Regions from separate parts of the Homo sapiens genome. Here regions 1, 2 and 4 are each linked to region 3. A link is a loop called in an ENCODE intact Hi-C map of the cell type or tissue named here. Cell type or tissue: PC-9. All regions are shown on one strand. Each heading gives the region's core, and the rest is flanking DNA. Links, peaks and the distances in the headings are about the cores only. Region 1 has its middle 24 kb from the start of SNORA70J. Region 2 has its middle 28 kb from the start of TLX3. Region 3 overlaps LOC107986473 (a long non-coding RNA gene). Region 4 overlaps FBXW11 (F-box and WD repeat domain containing 11).

Region 1 (3,697 bases), core at 731-3,230, 600 kb before region 3:
TGTTGGTCAGGCTGATCTGGAACTCTTGACCTCAAGTGATCCACCTTCCTCGGCCCCCCAAAGTGCTGGGATTACAGACGTGACCCACCATGCCCAGTCCAAAGAGTGTCTGTTTAAATTAAATTCTTTTTTTTTTTTTTGAGACAGGGTCTCACTCTGACACCCATGCTGGAGTGCAGTGACATGGCTTATGGCTCACTGCAGCCTCAACCTCCCAAGCTCAGGCAATTCTCCCACCTCAGTCTCTCATGTAGCTGGGACTACAGGCGTGCACCATGCCCAGCTAATTTTTGTATTTATTGTAGAGACAGGGTTTCCCTTTGTTGTCCAGGCTGGTCTCAAACTCCTGGGCTCAAGCGATCCACCTGCCTCAGCCTCCCAAAGTACTGAGATTACAGTACTGTGAGCCACTGTGCCCAGCCCTAAATTGAACTATTGAACTAGCCAATATAATTTAGAAATTTAGAATTAATTAGAAATTTATTTATTTCATTTTAAATTTTTATTTATTTGTTTTTTTGAGAGAGAGTCTCACTCTGTCACTCAGGCTGGAGTGCAGAGGTGTGATCCCAGCTCACTGCAACCTCCACCTCCTGGGTTCAAGCAATTCTCCTGCCTCAGCCTCCCAAGTAGCTGGGATTACCGGCACCTGCCACCACGCCTGGCTAATTTTTGTATTTTTGGTAGAAACGGGGTTTCGCCATGTTGACCAGGCTGGTCTCAAACTCCTGACCTCAAGTGATCCCCCTGCCTCGGCCTCCCAAAGTGCTGGGATTACAGGCATGAGCTCCCAGCCTTATTTATTTATTTGTTTATTTATTTATTATTTTGACAGGCTCTCTCTCTGTCAACCAGGCTGGAGTGCAGTGGTACAATCATGGCTCATTGCAGCCTCAAACTCCCAGGCTCAAGCTATCCTCCCACTTGGCCTCCCAGAGTGCTGGGATTACAAACGTTAACCACTATGCCTGGCTAGAAATTTAGAATTAATTTAGGATTTTGCTTAAACCAACTATTTTCTCCTAAGCGAATGCAGGACCAACTTTTTTTTTTTCCCGAGACAGAGTCTCACTCTGTTGCCCAGGCTGGAGTGCAGGGTGCAATCGCGGCTCACTGCAACCTCCACATTCTGGGTTCAAGTGATTCTCATGCCTCAGCCTCCCGAGTAGCTGAGATTACAGGCATGCGCCACCACGCCTGGCTAATTTTGTATTTTTAGCAGAGACGGGGTTTCTCCATGTCTCGAACTCCTGACCTCAGGTGATCCGCCCGCCTCGGCCTCCCAAAGTGCTGGATTGCAGGCGTGAGCCACCGCGCCTGGCCCATGCAGTAGATATTTATAAAGGGCCTCCTATGTGCCAGGTGAGGTAAGTCAGAGAACTCCCAGCGCTGGGGCCTGAGCCACTGAGTGAGTGGCGAGCCATTAATGGGTACAGGAAGGCCAGGAGTTAAGTCACACTTGGGCTGAGAGTGGTGGAGTCAAGAGGTCGGGTTGGGAAGTGCTAAATTTAAAATGCCCATTATATATCGTCTAAGGGTCTGAATGCAGGCGCCCAGGAACTCAGGGGAGAGGGTGGGATGGAAAGAAAAATCCTGGCAGTCAGTCAGTGAACACTGGTCCCCAGAGCCTGCCCGGATTTGAGTTACTGTCAGTATTTGGGTTCAAACCCTAAAAGCTGAGGAGCTGATCCTGACCTGGAGATCCGTTTCAGCAGGGATGTGTCTGTCTCCGTGCTGACTCTTAGTGAGGTTTAGAATAGTGTGACAAACTCAGAGTTACAGCAGAGGGCGCTGTCAATCTAAAGTCCTAAAGCGCAGGAAAGGTTTGTGATATGCTGGGTGGATTTCAGCTTAAAACATAGTAAAATAATTGAGAAAGGGTCTACACCATATCTTGGCTTATAACCTGAAATAAAACAGAATCTGTAATATTTTACCTTGAAATATCACTGTGTCCTGAAATGCAAATAAGACAAATAACACATATTAAAGAACAAATTAATGATTTACATGACCATGTGATTGTAGTTTATAATCTTATAAGAGTTCTTTAAATTCACAGGAGTCAGCACAGAGCTGATATTTTAGGGAAAACATATTGTATGCCACATTATACACATACACACAGAGTACAATTCTGATTTTTTTTTTTTTTTTTTTTTTTTTTTGAGACAGAGTCTCGCTCTGTAGCCCACGCTGGAGTGCAGTGGCGCGATCTCGGCTCACTGCAAGCTCTGCCTCCCGGGTTCATGCCATTCTCCTGCCTCAGCCTCCCGAGTAGCTGGGACTACAGGCGCCCGCCACCACGCCCGGCTAATTTTTGTATTTTCAGTAGAGACGGGGTTTCACCGTGTTAGCCAGGATGGTCTCGATTTCCTGACCTTGTGATCCGCCCGCCTCGGCCTCCCAAAGTGCTGGGATTACAGGCATGAGCCACCGCACCCTGCCCAATTCTGATCCTTTTTAAGAGTTAAGAATAGATGAAATATAGACATTGTGATTGCAGTAAACATGTTAATTGACAAGTGATAGCAAGTTTTTCCTCACTATCAGGCGAAGCAAAGTAGTCCTGGTGATACAAGCTACTTGTAGGACTTAAATGGCATGAACCGAAGGAAAACAAAGGACAAATAGTGAATAGGTGCCAATTCAAGATTTAAAAATAATTTTTTTTTTATGACCAGGCGTGGTGGCTCATGCTTGTAATCCCAGCACTTTGGGAAGCTGGGAGGTAGGAGGATTGCTTGAGCCCTGGAGTTTGAGACCAGCCTGGGCAACACAAGGAGAACCCCATCTCTACAAACGTTAAAAAAAATTAGCCAGGTGTGGTGGCTCATGCATGTGGTCCCAGCTACTTGGGAGACTGAGGTGGGAGGATCACTTGAGCCCAGAGGGTCAAGGCTGTGGTGAGCTGCTGAGATCATGCCACTGTACTCCAGCCTGAATGACAGAGTGATACTCTGTCTAAAAAAAAAAAAAAAAAAAAAAAAGGAAAAGATAGCCTGATAGTACTGATGAAACACTTAGAACAGTGCCTGGTACACAGAAGGCACTCAATAAATGCTAGTTCCTTTCTTCCTTTGCTCCATTTATTTCATTTTCTTTTCAATTTACTTCTAATAAAAATATTATGTTTCCGGCTGGGCACGGTGGCTCATGTCTGTAATCCCAGCACTCTGGGAGGCCAAGGCAGGCGTATCACCTGAGGTCAGGAGCTCGAGACCAGCCTGGCCAACAAACATGGTGAAACCCCGTCTCTACTAAAAATACAAAAATTAGCCGGGCGTGGTGGCCAACACCTGTAATCCCAGCTACTCGGGAGGCTGAGGCAGGAGAATTGCTTGAACCCGGGAGGTGGAGGTTGCAGTGAGCTGAGACCACACCATTGCACTCCAGCCTGGGCAACAACAGTGAAACTCCGTCTCAAAAAAAAAAAAAAAAGTGTTTGCCACAAAGATTAGTAACATTAAGTATCATTCTCTATTATTGATTTGAGATGTTAGGAATGCAAAAGATAAAAAGTAGGGGCTCTTGGCAGATAGAAAGTAAACTTCCAATTGAGAACTCACTCTGTGGGTTTGTTATCGCTGCTGTTTGTTTTTGATAATGTGCAATTATAGAAATTTACAAAGATCCTTTTAAGAGGGCAATGTCCTGCTTTCAGAGTCAGTTTGCTTAGGCATAGATCAGCTCATAG
Region 2 (3,697 bases), core at 479-2,978, 590 kb before region 3:
AGAGATGGGGTTTCCTCATGTTGGCCAGGCCGGTCTCGAACTCCTGGCCTCAAGTGATCCGCCTGCCTTGCCTCCCAAAGTGCTGGGATTACAGATGTGAGCCACCACACCCAGGCTTGATTTTCTACCTTTAAAAATTACTGTAGCCGGGCGTGGTGGCTCACGTCTGTAATCCCAGTACTTTGGGAGGCCAAGGTGGGCAGATCACTTGCAGCCAAGAGTTCAAGACCAGCCTGGCCAACGTGGCGAAACCCCATCTCTATTAAAAATACAAAAAATTAGCTGGGTGTGGTGGTGCGCACCTGTAGTCCCAGCTACTCGGGAGGCTGAGGCAGGAGAATCACTTGAACCCAGGAGGCGGAGGTTGCAGTGAGCTGAGATTGCACCACAGCACTCCAGCCTGGCGACAGAGCGAGACTCCATCTCAAAAAAAAAAAAATTATTGTATAGAGTTACTTGAAAATGCCGTCATGTAATAATTAATCTTAGAAGTCAATATTCTTTTAAAACTATCTTCCATCTCCTGTCACCACATACGTTACATTGAAATTCTCCTAAAACTCCAAAAAGTCTTAAAATGTTGGTGCTCCCTGATAACTCTGGTCAGGAACCGAAGCCTCTACTTCCCCAGTGTGACATTCTTCTTGCTGGGGAGCACAGGGCATGCTGGGACAGAAGTTCCAGATGCAGCGGGAAGGTGGTGGTTCTGTTCTCTCTCCACCCTGACTCACTGGATAACCCCAGATGCAAGTCCCTTGTTCACTTGGAGCCCATGGCTGCTGCTTGGAAATGGGGCTGACAACTCTTGGTCTCTGCTCCTTGGGGTTGTTACAAGCCTTAACGAGATCACTGTGCTCATTCTCATTTTCTCTTTCATGTCTTCAGTGAGCTGTAGGTAGGGCAGAGTAATAGTGGAATATGGAAGTCTGCTTGTATGTCTGGGTGAAAGTCACTATAGAACAGTGTTATTTAATTTTTCTACTTCTTTCAGTTCAATGGATGTAACATTCACAATCCTCTCTAAGCCCATCAACCACAAAAACTTAATTAGATATTATATCTCCTTGGTTTAAAATAGTATTTAATTTTACATAATGTGTTCAGCCAAAATATTAGGATTCCCTAAACAGAAATGTTCCCTCTATTTTTTTCCCTCGGGCTTTTCTTTCAATTTTTTTTGTAGCTTTTAAAAAAATTATTCTCCTTAAAGTATGATTCCGGCAGTTTCCCTCTGTGAAACATCGCTAAGTCCCCTGCCACCACTACTTAATTGAAGATGTAATCCCTACTTAGTGACTGTGCCGCCTTCCAGATATCGAGCACAACGACCAGTAAATATTAACATTCCTGTTAAATGTGCGCTGCCTCTTATTCCTTTCCCCCCACAAATTGTCTTCCTGCTCCTCCGAGTGTCATCCAAAGTGAGATCATATTAACTGTGTCTTATATGGGGCTTGAGCACTGGAGTTGAAATTAATGGGCAAATATCCTTTTCACTTACAGAGTAAATGAACATTTGGTCTTTAAGCCATACTGAGGTATGAAAGAAAGGCACAGACAAACCCAGTGAAGACCTCCACATTTTGGGCCAAATCTAAGCTTTTCATTGCTTGATGGGCAAAAAAACAAAATTCGAGTGAACGTTAAAATGAATAAATAATGCTCAGAACACAACAGCTTGAGGTTGTATAAAATCAGACCCAGATTATACTCTCAGAAGATGTCTCCAAAATATCGTGGCGCTCTATTTCAATCCCGAGAGTCATCGTATTTTGGTCAGTTTCCTTTTTTTGTTCCAAGACGCCCCAGTTCCATCTTTGGGGTGAACATTGAGGCTGACTTAACGGGACACTCCAGGCTTTGAGGGAGCCTGGCCCCCAACCCAAATAACTCGAAACAGCAGGAAGGCCAGATTCTGACGGAAACTTTTGAGAAATAAAGCGTAGTTCATTTTCCTTCCTTGCAGGAGACATGGCTGGCTCCCTAAAGAAGCGCTGGTTTCCCAAGTTACGGCAGAGGGCACTCGAGACTACGGCACCAAGTTCGCGTCTGTAGGGGCCGGCGGAGCCCTTCGCCACAATGTTTGGCACCCAAAGATCAGGGACACCTCAAATTCTTTTTAATGGAGGAATTCTTCCCCTGAATCATTTTGTTTGCGTAATATGGTGCTGGGAGGGAGTGTTGCTTCGGGGCCACGGTCCCATTCCGTTCCGTATGGAGCCGTCTCGAATGCGCATGTCCAATTAGCATTGACACATTTGCGCTCAGAGATGCGCATGCATCATTTTTTTAATCAAAATGAGAAGGGAAAATTATTACATAACCACAATCTCAGTCCTACTGAGGGACCTGTCACGGTGATCCTCTGGGGCTCTGTGAACATCTGCTCAGCATCAGTCCCCCACGAAGAAATTATTCTTCTGCTCATTTGAAGGATAGGTAAAGGAACGGTCAGACCGGTAAGACAGCTACGGCAGATGACAAAACCAGCCTCCATCAGCGAGTAACAAAGCTGGGGGGCGCGGCGAACAAAAGGTTTCCGGGTCAGACAGGCACTCATCTGCTATTCCAGACAGCATTAGAGGCTGACATTGATTATGAAGGCCAAAAACCGTGGCTGAAATGCCGCTTCTTTCCTAAAGCACCTGGAAAGCTTCCAGATCATCCGCCTTACCGTGCTCAGCGGCAGATCCAGTTGATTCAGAAAGCATTTGATGGAGGAAGAAGCACCAAGCGTGGCAAAGGCTTCCTGGCCCTTCAGAATGTGGGAGGGAGATGTAGTTGTGTCCCTAGCAGAGAAATCGTATCCTTATCAGAAAAACCGTCCCCGGGGTCCTAAGGGGGCAGTCTGTCCTGGGGTTCCCTCTTATAGAAGTCTCTGGAAAAGACTAATGTTTGGACAAGGCACTTTGCTACTTAAAAAATTTTGCTTCTCCATTTCATTCCATTGAGGGCCTCCAAGTATCAACATTTGCAAACTCAGGTTTACAAGATGTATAACGATTTCTCTATAAGGAGACTCAGTTTCTTTTAAGAGCAACATACTGACAAATGACAGAAAGTTGACCTTTGGGTTTTCCTGGATTGATCTCCATTCTGCAGGGCTACAAGGCATCAAGGCAAGCCAGACACCTGTCCTCATCTTCAGCCACTGTCCATGTATCCTGGCATCTGGGGTGAAGACCATCATCTGGCCTTGATCTGGGTTCATGAAGGAGGCTGCCACACAGCTTCCTTTCTCAAGCAGAAGGGCCCTCCGGATATGCTCTCCAAGCGCCTCCAGACTCCCCCCTCCCCGGGCATATGGGAGTCATTTTGCATAGTCCCTGTGCCCTCTGGGGTGCAGGAAGCTCTGGGAGGTGGTCTCAGGCCCATCTGTCTAACCATGCAGCCGTTCTGCCACGGGTCTGGTGTTGTCCTTGTGCACTGAGTGGGAAGCAGGGCACAGGCTCCCTCTGGGACAGATGTCTCTCCGCAGTGCTGGTTTTCTGCTGTTCCCTCACTCTCGATTTCCTTTTGCTCCCTTCTCCTCCGGTCTGGGAAGCTTTAGCCTGCTTTTCTCCATCTGACTCCATCCCTCCTCTCCCAAATCTGTTGCTTAGGCCCAAAGTCCCTCAGGGTTTGGGCTTTGAAACTCAAAAGATTTTTTTCATCCTTCTACTGTGACATCCCTTCCCTGAGGCAAAGATGCCACCTG
Region 3 (3,697 bases), core at 405-2,904:
GGCCGCTTCGGACCTGCAGTGGGCCCCCACCCCCCATGCCCCCCCATCCCCTCCGGTGGCTGGTCTGGCCTGATGGAGCATATTTCTCACAGCTCTCTTGCTCTCCAGCCCTCCCCTCACCGAGCACTCTGCCCCCACCCTGCTTAGGGGAGAGTCTGTGACCCCCAGAGCAGGCTTCTGTGCTTCATCCCCCAGGGGAAGATTCCAGAGCAGACAACTCAGCTGCCTTTGTGACTGAAACCGAGAGTAAATGAAGGAATATTTATGAAGTCTCTGCAACTTGCCAGGTGCTTTCACTATGCAACCCTCCCTGCAGCAGTCCCGAGAATGTGATCCTGAGTTTACTTCTGATGAAAGCAAGGCTCAGAGGGGCCACCTGCCTAAGGGCGTGCAGCTGGAATGCGGGGAGCCAGGACTCAAGCTCTGGTCTGTCTCATTCACTTGGAAGCCAGGCCCCTTTCCTCCCTCCCGCTCTGCGTGCAGGAGCTCCGTGGTGGGGCAGCTGCCCCGAGGGAAGGTCCTTCTGACCGCCAGTGTCTGTGGCTGGCTGTCCAGGAAGCAGAGCCAGGACTGGCAGCTTGGGCTCCGAGGACTGCCTCTTCCTCTTGGCTGCCAGGGAGTTTCCAATCATCAGAAGAAACAGACTCTGGGAACAGCTCTGCCACTTGTCCCAGCCCTGCCCCAGCCTCTGAGCAACTGGAGCCCAGATGCCCTGGCCCACCCTAAGCTATCCATAAGCACAGGTGGGCCTGAAGGAGGCTCCCTGCTGGGCGTGGGCGAGGGTCTTGGCCTTCTAGGTGGGACCCTGCCTGCCAGGGGACAGCCTCTTAGGTGGGTGGGAAAGAGCTCTGTACTTGGGGTCACAAATGTGGCTTCTGGCCCTGCTCCACCAAGGGCCAGTGCGTGATTTTAAATAGATCTCTTCGCCTCTCTGAGCCTTAGTTTCTTGGTCTATAAAAAAATGGGACCCTAACCTCTCCTCACTGCGGTGTGGGAGGGAAAATGAGTCAAGGCAAGAAAGTGCTGGAAACTGAAAGCCCTGGGCAGGACCTGCTCCATAATTTGCCAAGTTCAGGGCAAAAATGAAAAGGTGGGGCCGGGCGCCCTGGCTCACACCTGTAATCCCAGCACTTTGGGAGACTGAGGAAGGCAGATCACTTGAGGTCAGGAATTTGAGACTAGCTTGGCCAACATGGGGAAACCCTGTCTGTACAAAAAATACAAAAAATTAGCCAAGCGTGCTGGCGCGCCTGTAGTCCCAGCTTTGCAAGAGGCTGAGGTGGGAGGATGGCTTGAGCCTGGGAGGTGGAGGCTGCAATGAGCTATGACCGCGCCACTGTACTCCAGCCTGGGCGACAGAGCGAGACCCGTTCAAAAATACATAACAACATAGCATAACATATAAAATAAAATGTAAATCAAAAATAAAAATGAAAAAGTGGGTCCCCTTGTTCACAAATTGTGAATTTCAAGGCCGCGGTGGCGGAGCGTTAAACCAAGCTCAGGGTCGCACGCCCTGAAGCCGGCGCTGGGCTGGAGTCCGGAACTGTGGAGGGTCCCCGCGGAGCCGCCGCTTTGGCTCCCTGGCCCGGACCTGACATCCACGCGACGGATCCCGGCGCATTCGGCGAGGCGCCGGCTCCATCTAGCGGCTGATGGCGAACAGCACCTGCCGCTCACACGCTGGTGGGCCTGGGGGCGCCTCAGACTCACACCCGCGGCTCGGTTTTCATCCCTCTCCATCGGTTACCACGTTCTCTCCATGGTCCTCCAGGGTCTCTCACTTGCTCCTGCCCTGTCATGAGTACTTTGGTCTACTCATTCGCCCACTTCCCCTGTTTTCTCGGGTGGTCCAGGAGGGCGGTGCGGTTCCTTGAAGTTCCCACGGTCCCTCGCAAGCTGTTCTCTTGCGGTCTCTGGAGGCACCCTGCCTGCAGCCCCTTTCCAGCCTGCAGCGCCATCTCACGCACCACCCCCTCGGAGCTCTTCTGTGGCTCTCTGCCACCTGCCGGGCAGGCCCGTTTCCTTCGTCCGGCATCACACCCTGCCCATCCCATCCCTCCCGCCTGTCCCACCCTGCGGCGTCCCATTTCCGCGCCAACCCGGCTATCAGCCTTCAGCGTCCCTGGCAGCCTCTGCCCCATGCACACCACTCCCCTGAGCGAGACTTCCCTTCTCCTGCCCGCGTTTCCCCCGGCCCACCTCTGACAGGAAGCCTTCCAGGATTACCAGAACCCCCAGGGTTGTCCTCCCTTTGTGTGAACAGCAGGGGGGAGGTGTCGGAGACAAAACGCCTCTGTTGGAGTGGGAGGTAGCCAGAGTAGGGGCGCGTGTAGAATGGGCTTTGGGATTGGACCAGCTGACCTGAAACCTGTCTCCATCACTTCTGAGTCGGTTTCCTTGTGGATAAAGTGGGACATCAAATGAAATAGGATTTTTTTTCTTGGTGAGAATTAAATTAGATAATTTATATTAGGCATTCAGAGTGGTGTCTGGCTCATTATGAGCACCGAATAAACGTTGCTATGGTCATTATCATTATCATTATTAAGTTCTGAACCCATTAATTACTGGCAGTGCGACCTCGGGCTGGTGGTTTTACCTTATTGAGCTCTCCCTGTCTGGAAAAAGGGGAGTTTATTTCTATTTGTATATCAGAGGGTGGTTGTGTTAGTAAATTAGGTGCTGTTCTTCGGTGCTGACAGTAGAAGTTGCTCCAGAAATGCTGTCCCTCTCTCCACCCTGCTCTGACCACCCATCAGAGTGCCCTCGCACAGTTCCTTCTTGGTTATCTAGAATCATCTAATTTTGGTACAGATTTGTTTTTTTTTTGAGACAGAGTCTCACTCTGTCACCCAGCCTGGAATGCAGTGGTGAGATCATGGCTCACGACAGCCTTGAACTCCTGGGCTCAAGCGATCCTTCTGCCTCAGCCTCCCGAGTAGCTAGGACTACAGGTGCGCTCCACCACACCCCTAATTTTCTTCATTTTTTTGTCTCACTATGTTGCATAGGCTGGTCTAGAACTCCTGGGCTCAAGTGATCCTCTCATTGTGGCCTCCCAAAATGCTGGGATTATAGGCCGTGCCCAGCCTGATACAATTGTTAAACTTCTGTGTTTCTTCAACCAAACATTAACACCCTGAAGGACATATTTTGGTTTTAATGGGTATGTTAGTCAAGGTTCTCCAGGTAAACAGAACTAACAGGATGTGTGTGTGTGTGTGTGTGTGTGTGTGTGTGTGTGTGTGTGTGTGGAGAGAGACAGATGGACAGACAGACACATCCCCAGAATCATTTATTTATTTTTATTTTTTTGAGACGGAGCCTCGCTCTGTCACCCAGGCTGGAGTGCGGTGGCGTGATCTCGGCTCACTGCAAGCTCCACCTCCCAGGTTCACGCCATTCTCCTGCCTCAGCCTCCTGAGTAGCTGGGACTACAGGCGCCCGCCACCACGCCCAGCTATTTTTTTTTTGCATTTTTAGTAGAGACGGGGTTTCACCGTGTTAGCCAGGATGGTCTTGATCTCCTGACCTCGTGATCCGCCCGCCTTGGCCTCCCAAAGTGCTGGGATTACAGGTGTGAGCCACCGTGCCCGGCCAGACTGATTTATTTTAAGGAATGGGTTTATGTGATTGTGGGGACTGGCAAGTCTAAAATCGAGACCCAGGGAAGAGTTGATGTTGCCGTCCCGAA
Region 4 (3,697 bases), core at 485-2,984, 1.2 Mb before region 3:
GAAAACTGGTAGCATGTCTTTATTATATTTCTCAAAAGCTGTTTCTGCATCCTCTCCCTCACTACTGTCTTCCCATATATGTCTCATACACACATAGGTGTGTACATGCACGCGCGCACGTGCACACACACACACACACACACATCTGGTTAAATTTACTTTGATTTTTAAAAGTAGACTTTATATTTTTAGAGCAGTTTGAGGTTCAGATCAAAATTGAAGGGAAAATGCAGAGAATTCCCATATTCACATAACCCGTTCCCTCAGCCTGCCCCACTATCAGCATTGCACAGCAGAGCAGTACATTTGTTACAATTCATGAACCTAAGCTGACACATCATTATTACCCCAAATTCATAGGTTACATTAGGGTTTACTCTTGCTGTTATTCATTTTGTGGGTTTGGTCAAATGTCTAATGACATATATCTGCCTTAAGAGTCTCCTACAGAATGGTTTCACTGTGCTCCACCTATTTATTTCCCTTTGATTTTTAAAAAATAATTTAAAATTTGCTGTGTTCTGTACCACCTTTTTGTTTTTCTCAACGAGGTGGCATCTTGCTGTGTGGGCCAGGCTGGCCTTGAGCTCCTGGGCTCAAGTGATACTCCTACCTCAGCCTCCTGAGTAGCTGGTACTACAGGCATGCACCACTGTGCTGAACTCCCCTTTGAATATGATTAATCATGAATTTTTTTCTGTTTCTATATTGTTTTTTAAAAAATTCTCAATTTAAATTTGGCTAGGTAAGATATAGAGATTTCACTCCTATAGAGAATGCTGGCCAGAATGTTTTCCTCTGATGTGGCCAGTGTAGTGTGTGGTTAAAATTGCCATGTCAAAATAAGCCTAGAAGTAGCCAGGGATGAGCCAGTACCATTACCACAACCCTAGCCCTTGTCAGAGCTACAGGATAGCTTCTTAAAGAGTAGCTCCTCCCTTAGCCTATCTGTGATTTATAGAACATCAGGACTCCGTGTTCTAAGTACTTCCACAGCAAACAAGACTCATGTTCTAAGTACTTCCACAGCAAACAAGACCCAGGCTCAGGCCTCAGGCCTGAAACCTGAGGCTGCAAATTGACAAACCAGCTTCTGATTTCTAATCTCTCTTCCAAAACGTGTAAGTTTACCTTCTACAATGGGAGTTTTAAGGATATTTGAGAGTTAGCTTAGAAAAATTTGACACTGCCGTTCTTTTTATGCTGAAATCTAGCATGACTTGCTCATTTCTTCCATTAGAATCTCTAGGAAAGCAAAACGTAAATCCTCTCTTTCTAGAATCATACTATTTAATTGCTGAAGGGGATCTTAGCCATCACTTAGTCCTGTTTTTCATTGTGTAGATTAGGAAGCCAAGGAGAAGTTAATTGGGTGAGATGCCCAGAATCACACATCTTGATTATAGTGGTGGTGATGTGAATGATGGTAGGGGTTGGTTCAAAAATTAGTACAACGGCTAAGGAAAATTCCTTAAATTGGCCCCAAGTACTGAATGTAAGGATTACAACTCAGTTCAATAATTCTCACTTTTAATTATGAGGGAGGGATCCAGGGAGGGGGAGATGGAGACATGCTTTTGATTGCGTGAGAGAGAATTACAGGTGAATGGAAGTAAGATGAGGCATGTACATATGATGCAGCTTCTCTGTATGTGCAGAACTCAAACCCAGAAACCTATAGAATCAGACTGCATCTCACACCAAGAAAAGACAGAGTCTTTTTTTAAGTTGGTGATTGTATTTGTCCCTCATAAGTGATTTTAACTGATGAGAGGATGCCTTCATTTTTCTCAAGCAATTCAATTTATTGTTTGTTTTCCACCGTTTTGGTTTTATTTTCTTCCCTGTAATTTGCTTCTCAAACGTTTTAGAGGGCCAGGGAACTCACCTTGTATTTGCAGAGTAGCCACAAGGTGGCACTGTTGAAGTTCTCTTGATTTTTCAGAGTATAGTTCAGAGGCAACCCCATCTCTTAGGGAGTATACAGCCTTGGAGAAGAAGCAGAACAGATGAACATGTGTTATGTATATAAATATGGTTAGTATAATTGCATACAATTCAGTTTTCATTACAGCGAATGTTAAGGCATTGTCCATATCTCTGTTAAAGTGGAATTTTGTGGTATTGAATATTACATGAAATGAATGGACCATTGGCTGGGACATGGAAATACTTTAGTTAAAATGCTATTTGTTTTAACAGGACTTGATCTGAACATATATACATATGTCAGTGTATATCATACATATGAATCTAATAGCTGAGGACGAGCTGGCCAAGTTGATTGTGTTAGTTAGTATCTAGTAGACCTAGATTAAACATGGCATTAGTTCCTTAACACAGACTCTGCTTTAAGAGCATCACAGGAGAAACAGGTCTGTGTCCATGTTCATACTTAGATTTAATAATGTGTGGAGCAACTTATGAATCATTATACTAGTTTGGTGTTTCATTTTTACTGTACATCATCTTGAGTTTGAGGTTTTTACACTATTGAAATTGACAGTCAACTTACGACTTCATTTGATTGTGAAAACCATTAATTCTGTAAAAATTATAATTATAGCTTTTAAATGCTTGCTGTGAATATCATACCTGTCAGTATAGGGAAAATGGAAAATGTTTGTGGTCTCTGGCTCCTTTTGGCTCAGTGGAAAAAGTGATAATTATGATATGCCTTTCTAAAAATCATAGTAAATGTTTAGTCTGCAATGTCAATTTCTGCAGGCTGAGTTTGCGGTTTGTAAGAACTGTTGTTAATGGGAAAATTCATACCATGTAAAGTAGGGACAGATTGTACTTCAAAAAGGATGATAAGCATTGGTGATCGGTTTGTTGAGGTGTCTAAGCAATTAAGAGTTTTGAAACACTTGGCTGTCTGGCCCTGGTTTATTCAATTGTCTTATCCCCAAGAAAGGATGATAAGCCATTATGGACCATAAATGTGACAGAGATTAGATTAAAAGTCCCAGGAGATGTGGAAGAAACAGAGCGTAGATAAGGCTTTAGGATGGGTACACGGCCAGAGCAGCGTGACAGGAAAAAGCATGGGTGCTGGAGTCACACAGGCCCTTGGTTTGAATCCTAGCCCTTACACTTTACAGCTGTGTGGTCCCACTTTCTGGAGCCTCAGTTTCCTCCTCTGTGTGGGAATAATAGTAATACTTTATGGGTATTGTGTGAGGATTAATGATAATATGTTATAATATGCCTGGCATCTATTGGGTACTCTGAGGATGGCAGCTTAAGAAAAAGCCCAGAGAGGCAGGAAACACCTGCTTCTCCAGAGGTAGTAAGATTTATTGGTAGGAAATTTTAATTATTCACCCACTGATTCCCGAATTGATTCATTCTGACATCATATAGGTGTCTGTCACTTTGTTGTTTTGTTTCCTGGGTGTTTTATGGAAAAAAGATGTTAGACTTTGTGACCTGAGCTTCTTTTCACTTCATTTCTGTCTGAAACCTTAGGTTGGTGTTTTCCAAGTGAAAGGCATCCGTTGAGGGACTGTTGCTGTTAGCAATTGCATTGTTTTCTTTTAAAACGTTTAGAACTTCAGATTTTACAACTAGATTTGTGACTAGGGAGGGGGAAGGGATAACACGGGTGGGTGGGAAAGGAAGTTTCTTTGCAGCTGCTCTTTGAAATGCATTTCTAAAATAATAAAAGTTTCTGTAATTGTATGATCTAAGCAGC

The links. Peaks named below come from ENCODE experiments on the same cell type or tissue, not always from the same donor. Only the 100,000 strongest peaks of a DNase experiment are listed, where the experiment ranks them.
Region 1: it touches region 3 in a loop (16-fold over the local background); 59 of 110 quality-filtered maps call a loop at or near these places.
Region 2: a loop joins it to region 3, with 11 times the contacts of the local background. A loop is called at or near these places in 59 of 110 quality-filtered maps.
Region 4: a loop joins it to region 3, with 5 times the contacts of the local background. A loop is called at or near these places in 5 of 110 quality-filtered maps.

What each region holds. Positions count from the first base shown.
Region 1 is chr5:171,340,642-171,344,338 of GRCh38, reverse strand. No RefSeq gene overlaps it. Among named protein-coding and RNA genes, the nearest start is that of SNORA70J, 24 kb to the left of the region's middle. In PC-9, for the core only: CTCF peaks have their summits at 1,594 and 1,795 (motif pointing right); a DNase peak (open chromatin) is centred at 1,798.
Region 2 is chr5:171,335,463-171,339,159 of GRCh38, reverse strand. No RefSeq gene overlaps it. Among named protein-coding and RNA genes, the nearest start is that of TLX3, 28 kb to the right of the region's middle. In PC-9, for the core only: a CTCF peak has its summit at 2,005 (motif pointing right); a DNase peak (open chromatin) is centred at 1,999; H3K4me3 peaks cover 1,456 bases.
Region 3 is chr5:170,742,610-170,746,306 of GRCh38, reverse strand. LOC107986473 (a long non-coding RNA gene) reads left to right here. Exons shown (of 3, transcript XR_007059044.1): 3 at 196-935. Among named protein-coding and RNA genes, the nearest start is that of GABRP, 39 kb to the left of the region's middle. RefSeq lists enhancers at 1-274, 275-1,034, 1,794-2,553. In PC-9, for the core only: CTCF peaks have their summits at 1,461 and 1,673 (motif pointing left); DNase peaks (open chromatin) are centred at 426 and 1,620; H3K4me3 peaks cover 1,351 bases; H3K27ac peaks cover 1,195 bases.
Region 4 is chr5:171,906,133-171,909,829 of GRCh38, reverse strand. The region is part of intron 4 of FBXW11 (F-box and WD repeat domain containing 11); the gene reads left to right. Among named protein-coding and RNA genes, the nearest start is that of FBXW11, 99 kb to the left of the region's middle. In PC-9, for the core only: CTCF peaks have their summits at 1,713 and 1,914 (motif pointing right); a DNase peak (open chromatin) is centred at 1,929.